Linked DNA regions of Mus musculus: all the other regions are linked to region 1. A link is a loop called in an ENCODE intact Hi-C map of the cell type or tissue named here. Cell type or tissue: left cerebral cortex. All regions are shown on one strand.

Region 1 (2,500 bases):
GCTAGATCAATTGTTTTGCAAATTATCACCCCAGGCTGCCAAACCAGTTAGCTGCAGTGCAAGGAGACCACTAATGATTGTTGCACATCAGCTACATTTGGAGAGGAAATTCTCTCTGCAGGAATCTTTAAAAATACAGACAGATGAACAAGGAGCTCTTTCTTTTGGGGTGGTTAATAACATACACTTGGTTTTTAGTTTCCTGAGATTTTTTAGCATACCACATAAATGAATTCTTAAAGAAATGCGCCTTTTCCTGTCTCTAGTCAAGATGTGCAGTGTGTGTGTGTGTGTGTGGGGGGGGGGGCGGGGACTTATTATGTGAGAATAAATAATTCCCCAGTTAACAGTTCAGCCAGAATGCCCTTCTACAATAAGTGCACTGTCTCCAAGGATAGGGTTAGGTACAGGCTTGTGATGTATCAACATTATAAGTAATTATAGCAATGAATTCATTTAATCAATCAATTTCAGCAGTGGTGCACTGCAGTGGACAGGGCATAAAACTCCTCACCGCTATCAATTGCCCCGATTACAGCTGGCTGTCAGCCAGAATTCCCCTGATCCATGTTAGTTAAATGCACATTAATCTGAATTTGGCAGTGTAATCAAGGACCTAACTGAACTGTGAAATTGAATTCTGCAGTAGAACATCATTTGACCATTTTATGCCAAGGCTGGAAAAAAAAGGTAGAGGGTGGGAGAAAGAACAGAAGGGGGAAAAAAATCATGCTGCAGTATCCCTTTGTCACCAGGAGCCCCTGCACTGACATCAGGGAGGCTGTGGCTGGCTGTGGCTGGCTGGTGCTGGAAGGTGGTGTGTGCAATGGCTGGGCTGTGCATCTCTCCTACAGAATGGGACCAAGGAATGTTCCGTGAAGGATGGAGATTACAGGGAAGGGAGACAGCTGCTTCCAGGGCTCAGTAGTGATGCTCCAATACACCTTTTTGGAACACAATGAAACAAAGAGATTGCTCATCTCAAAAAAAGAAAGAAAAAAAAAAAGGAGAGAAAGGCAGACTGGGTGTTGCTCGCTCTACATAAATCAGAGTGAGATAAAAGCGAATCACAGCCCTCTATTGTCTGAGCTTGGAAAGTACATCTTAAATTTTTCTGGACTGAAAGGAAAATGTTAACAGGACCAGCCTTGGTGTTGGGAGAGGAAAAAAAGAGCATCCGCAAGAGAGCCAGGGAGCATCACTGGTGGTTTTTTTTCCCCTGCAGAGACATTTTAGGGAATGGTAATTAGGAAAAGACAACTCATTCATTCTGGTGGCCCTCCTGTTGTGCTTTGCAAACCAGTTTCTCTCCTTTTTCGGTCAGGAAACAGCACTGATGCGATTCCTGCTTGCTCTCAGGCAAGCTCTCCTGCTCTGCCCAAGGCTGATGGGCCTTCTTTCTTGCTTTCCCCAGCAGCTGTTTGCTGTCCTCTGAGCTCCAGTCTGTCTCTTTGCAGGGTATGAAGGAACCTCCTGTTGAACCTTAATAAAGTAGTTACTGTTGCTTCTGCCAAAAGCAAAACCTTTTTATTGATGTGGTGAATTTCCTTCCTGATACTTACTTTCATTTACAAGAGGGGGCAATTAGTTTCGTAGTAGATGTGGCACATTTATGCTGGCTGTGTGACAGGGGTACATAGCGCATGCTAGGAGCTGATGTTCAACTTTGATAAAAAAGGCAAATGCTGCCAATGAGTAGTTTGTGACCCTCAAAGCAAGGAGCATCTCCTTATGCTGCTGAGGTAGGGGGTCTGGGAGGTAGGTTGGATTCTGTGTGCTTTTGGAGACCTTGTGCAGTAGGAAACTATTCAGTGCATTGAGCAAGCTGCCAGGAATTTTCCCCAAACCCTTGAGTTGGAATTTCATTTAGGCCTATAGGGATCTACATCTCATAACAAGGAGCCTGAAGAATCAAGTCTTTCCTGACTTACTAAACAAATGATAAGTACGCACTATGGATGTTCAGATAAGTTGCTACTGACCTCTGCAAATGGCGAGAGAGTACTTTTAGGAAGAAATGACTAAGTCCGTGATGAGCAGACTCGAGCACACTATATCTGGCTTTTCTCCTACCTCTGAATTGGCATGTGTAATTATCCCCATAATTGTTTTTCCTAGCTCAAAGGAAGTATCCTCCATCCAACAACAGACACTCTGCCCCAGTGCCTGAAAGAATGTGCAGGGACTTGGAGTCAGTGAGGATTGTCTCTTTGCTTCTGAATATGTGTTGATGCATTTCAGGGTTCTGGGAAAATTAGGGATGAGCAACACCAGGCTAAATTCCTTTTGCCTTTTAATTTACTAGAAGAAAGAACTACTCATAGTGACCAAAATATGACTTAGTTTTAAATCATTCCCAGGAAGAAGAGCATTCCCAGGAAGGCGTATGCTCATGTATAGTATAAGGTGTATCTACAGTTATACCTGTGGGGCAGATGTTAAAGATAGCATGACATTATCTTTTGCATGCTTTGCATGCCTGAGTGAGGACCACACAGGG
Region 2 (2,500 bases), 140 kb before region 1:
TTGGCCCCGTGCTATCTACCTGCTTGCCATTGTCCCGCACCCCACTGTTGTTGTTCTCTGTTGTGCGTTCGCCTTGGCTGCTCTTGGATTTCCTTAATCAGTTACCCAGTTACAATAAGCGACAAATGAGCCGCATTTACCCCAAGGGAGGCCGAGTTGATTCCAGTAATTACATGCCTCAGATTTTCTGGAACGCTGGTTGCCAGATGGTTTCACTGAACTATCAAACCCCAGGTAGGCGCTAATGTCCAGTGACCCCGAATTCCACAAGAACATTGGGACAGGGCAGCCATTGCAGCTGCTCCCGTTGGCCTGAGGCATTTTCTTTTTAAAGGAAGCTGCCATGTGAAAAAAATTTGTTTTTCTTGCATTTATATTAATGGCAAAAAATTAAATCCCCAAAACGAAGCCATAACAGAAGATGCCATTTCAGTTTTAATCCATTCCATCAATGCTATGAGTAGCCCCTATTCTATAATATTTTTAATTTCTCTCTCTTCTGTATCAAGCTTACATCTTTGTTCCCAGAGATGGGATTTGGTTTCAGTATCTTTGTGTGATAACTTAGTCTCTTTGCTCCTTTGGAAAATACCACAACCAAGGTGGCCATCCAGCAAACACGGATGGCAGCAGCACCTACCATAATATGACAGACTTTCATCGTAAACTCTGTAAGATGCCATGCAAAGAGATGTCATCAGAGTACTAATCTGTAGTTCAATCTTCCAGAATATATTCACGGGCAGGGTTTCAACATACAGTGGTGCTTTTTTTTCCCCTACAAATTCTAACTTTTGATAAATGTACAAATGCTTGAAGTTTTCCAAGTTTGCATCAGAGCCTCTGACCATAATCCTGTGACTACAGATTGGGAAATAGGAAAATAAGCATTAAAAAAAAGAGAGAGACAGATGGCACAAACCATATTTATTTTACATGACCGTGTTCTTCTGCATGGCTTTAAAATTTGGTAGAAACAGGAATAAAAGTAAAATAGCTAACTAAATAGCAACGCATGTCTGGTCAGTCCCTCACTTTGTGAGCAGCACCCTTGCCAGGACTTTGCAGGCATGGAGCCGTTTTCTTTTCTGGTCACTCTAACCTGAGGACCACTGTCCTTGCTCCGGACTCACCACCTCCTTTTGGTGGGAATATGAGCTGGCTGTATTTTTCACGCCTGGGGGAGCCTTCCTGAGGGCCAGAGCTCCTTACCAATGGATCACTGCGTGGAATCCTAGCCATCCTTTCTAGAAGAGTCTTTTCCAGGTCTTGAAAGAATCTCGAGTGTTTTTAGTAGGGACAGGACAACACGATGGCAGTGCTTTACTTACCAAGGACTCAAGCGGCCCTCCAGGAGGCCAGCGAGTCCGTGATAAAGGACAGCGTGATCCTAAAGCAGTTCATTGTCTGGGCAAACGTGTGCTTCATTCTGAAGAATGGAAAGAAAAATATCCACTTAATTTAGTTACTGCTCCTCTTCCTGCTCCTCCTCCTCCTCCCCCTCCTCCTCCTCCTCTTCCTCCTCCTCTCCTCCTCTTCCTCCTCCTCTCCCTCTTCCTCTTCCTCCTCCTCCTCCTCTCCCTCCTTGTCCTTCTCTTATTTATAAGAAGAAAGAGAAACCTTTCTCTGCTTACAAAGAAAATTTATAAATCAGGTCTTCCCATTCCCAGGGTAGCCCTATGAGAGTTCCAACACTCACACAGGGGCTGAGGGAGGGTAAGCAGCAACATTTTATGATTCTTATCCATTTTATAATGTTCCTTTTAATCAAGTTCTGTGTTCTTAATAGCCCTGTTGTGTGTCTCCAGCATCCCTGTCCCATGTGGCATTGAGACAACGCATACCCCTAACTATAGCTGGTGTCTATATCCCCAACTACTACGTCTCTACTCTGAATATCGAGTTAAGCATCGTATGACTTGTATACCAAATGCCGCTTAGTAAGCCAGTTCTAGGGTAATCTCTATGAAAATGTACCTGGTATTTAATTTAAACTAAATATATGAGGTCATTTCGGCATGGAAAAGAGTCATGGCCCCTAAACTAGGCCAATAGAATGCGATGGTTTAATGGAGAGAGCTTTGGACCTTGGAATAATATGGCTTTCATTGTTTCCAGTCACCCTGTCAGGATCTTCTCTGTCCAGGGAGATGAGATGTTAAATTACTTTGTCTTTTGACAGATTTAGCGATGCAATTGAATCAAGGAAAATTTGAGTATAATGGATCATGCGGGTGAGTGATATTTAAATTATTGTCTCCTCATCTCAGACTCTATACCTCAGCTTTAATGAAACCATGTCATTTTCAATTACGGACAGCTGAATGTATGCTGGTTCTGAAGTGTGGGTAAAAATAAATGAAGTCCATAGTTAGATTACATTTACAAATATTCGACCTTTTCTCTGTCCCACTTTGTTAAACTGGTTCTTTCCTTTTAACCACAAACTCTGCAGTTCCTCACATATATTCTAGAATTTGATCACTTCATTCGAAATTCA
Region 3 (2,500 bases), 51 kb before region 1:
ACTATGTTAGAGCATATCAGTTCTTAAATTGGCACTTTATAGATGTAAAAGTGTGAATTATTAATATTTTTAGGTTTCAGTTCATTTATCATTTAATAAAAAATTGTAGTGGCGGTCATAATATGCTAAGTTTTAGAATGAAAGTGTTATATAAAGAGAAATGATTACGATCCTTGTAAATGTAAAACACGTGATTTTTTTTCTATTTTAATTCAAACTGGCCATATGACTTTGGGAAGGTCATTGAATTTCTCAATGTCTCACTTTGGGGGAGGTATAACAATAACAATAACCTCTATTTTCATTTGCTCAGCTTCTAAAGTCATGGAGAGATTCAAACTGACAACATAGGTAAAATGCTTTGCAGTTTGTCCTTTAACACGACATTGGCTATGTCATTATGTTTAAGGCGATTATTATTTATTGACCTAGTGCAATATTCTCTAATAAAAGAAATATTTGGACATCATTACAATTAATTAGAGCACCATGACTATTCCCCCAAAAAAGGTTCATTCTGATTTATTAGAGCAAGAATTAAAAAGAAAAAAATCAGCGAACTACCAAAATGCAAATACAGGAATTATCTAGCGATGTTTGTCTTTCTGCTCCCCAGAAGCTTTAGCGTAATACCAGCCTGTTTTCATTACATAACTATAGGTCTTTACTTACACCATAGTTCTAAAATTTCTGTCCTATGAGACCCCAGATAACCCTGTCTGCTCCCAAGATTTAGGTTTATTTGCAACCCTCTTAACAGAGTGATCACAGCTTACTGCATGGGGCTAGCTCAGGCCACATGCCCTCAGAGATAGATCTCACTGGTCACTGGGTCCCAAAGGATATGCGGCATGGCCTGGACCCCCCCACCCCCTTTGAGGAGATATCATTTTAACCTTATACTCAGCAGCTCTTGAGTGGGTACAGATGTCTCTGAAAGCCGGAAACTGTTGCCATAGCATTTTCCTTCTCTGTTCCTGCCTACCTTCCTTCTCCAAAGAATGAACAATCTGAAACAAATCTATTGGTTTGTTTCAAGAGCAGAATTCGGAGCTCCGGTGGTGTTATATCTACAGTACATACTGGCTGTACCTGGTGGGAGGGTTTAGCAAGTCCGAGGGTGGCATTAAGTTTCCTAGGACAGAGTCATCTTTGCAGATACCATTGCAGAGCAGTATACAGACCCAGGGAGAAATTTCCTCCCCCACACCACCCCAATCCCATTGGCCTTCTAGACAAGCCAAATTACAAGTCCTGAAACACAACCTCGTTATTTCCAGAACTCTCAGCGTGGACAGCTCCTGCATCCTGGGTGCTTCCTCTGCAGTGTGCGGCGGGAGAGCCATAGCACCCAGTGCAGCACGCGACTATCCCGCGCGCTCCCTCCTCCCAGTCCGCCCCCTCCCTTAGCTCACTCTACCGGCCACTTTGAGGGATTTCCTCCCGGGGCGGCCTTTGCAGCAGAAACACATCTGCCTGGTTCGCGGCAACAGCATGGATCTCCGAGTAAGAACCCTTCTTGGTGGAGACAGACTTCGGATTCTCCTAATGTTCTTCCGTGAGTAGCGTCTGGGGACCAGGGGTACTGAATGCACTCTGCAGCAGAGAATCTAATACACCGAATAAAGCCCTCTGATTTCACTCTGTTGTACTAGGTCTTTATGCTTGTGGTTATTTGGGGCTGGTGAGTGTTATGACCCATCCATATCAGAGAACTCCCAGAGAGCCACACACCTGTATGGCATCTCCCAGACAGAGCGCTAGACACGCCGAACTCATGGCTGTGATGGTGGGGCATAGCACTGCCAAGAAAGATTTAGCTTTAACCGCGCTCCCTAAACCCCCAGGGTGTCTGTGTGTATGTGTGTATGTGTGTAAGTGTGTGTGTTAAAGCCTAGTCGTATTGCAAATAAGAATTTAATTTTATTTTAGCTTCTGTTTTCATTATAAATTATCAGCAGTAAATATGAGTTTGGTGGCGGTAGACTAGAGAAATGGCTTGCGGAGCACACTGCTTCGAGCAGGGAACTTTGCCTCTCCAAAGCCTGCAGAGAACCAGCTCAGGTGTCCTAAAGCAGAGGGCTAGTTGAGCCCGAGAGCAATGAAATTGCTTTCCTTGTTCCGCAGATGTAATGGTCCAAACCGTGGCAGAACAAGAAGTGGAAAATCTTTCGGGCCTTTCCACGAACCCCGAGAAAGACATATTTGTGGTGCGGGAAAATGGGACGACGTGTCTCATGGCAGAGTTTGCAGCCAAATTTATTGTACCTTATGATGTGTGGGCCAGCAATTATGTGGATGTAAGGAATCTTTTTCCTCCCCAGCTTGCTCCTAGGGGCGGCAGGGCCGAAGGGCACCCTCCCTCCAGGCCCTGCCAAGACCTCAGTCGCCCGCCTCTTCCCCCCCAAACCCCCCGCAGGCTGTTCCCGAATGCTGCATGGGGGTTCCGGCTTGCAACGCCTTCTGCTCGCCCTGCCTGCTTTAAAAGTAAACCCCCCTC

The links. Peaks named below come from ENCODE experiments on the same cell type or tissue, not always from the same donor. Only the 100,000 strongest peaks of a DNase experiment are listed, where the experiment ranks them.
Region 2: a loop joins it to region 1, with 10 times the contacts of the local background. A loop is called at or near these places in 3 of 42 quality-filtered maps.
Region 3: it touches region 1 in a loop (4-fold over the local background); 3 of 42 quality-filtered maps call a loop at or near these places.

Annotation. Positions count from the first base shown.
Region 1 is chr2:136,107,778-136,110,277 of GRCm38, forward strand. All of the region lies in intron 4 of Pak7 (p21 (RAC1) activated kinase 7), which reads right to left. Among named protein-coding and RNA genes, the nearest start is that of Gm14218, 28 kb to the right of the region's middle. In left cerebral cortex, a CTCF peak has its summit at 1,069; DNase peaks (open chromatin) are centred at 1,094, 1,797 and 2,114; H3K27ac peaks cover 2,124 bases.
Region 2 is chr2:135,968,212-135,970,711 of GRCm38, forward strand. Plcb4 (phospholipase C, beta 4) reads left to right here. Exons shown (of 39, transcript NM_001355153.1): 23 at 110-234; 24 at 2,183-2,234. Among named protein-coding and RNA genes, the nearest start is that of Lamp5, 88 kb to the right of the region's middle. In left cerebral cortex, no CTCF peak of the experiment used is centred here; DNase peaks (open chromatin) are centred at 43, 999 and 1,817; H3K27ac peaks cover 2,117 bases.
Region 3 is chr2:136,056,819-136,059,318 of GRCm38, forward strand. Lamp5 (lysosomal-associated membrane protein family, member 5) reads left to right here and starts at 930. Exons shown (of 6, transcript NM_029530.3): 1 at 930-1,558; 2 at 2,128-2,300. The coding sequence starts at 1,495. In left cerebral cortex, no CTCF peak of the experiment used is centred here; DNase peaks (open chromatin) are centred at 1,160, 1,376, 1,712 and 2,158; H3K4me3 peaks cover 2,214 bases; H3K27ac peaks cover 2,150 bases.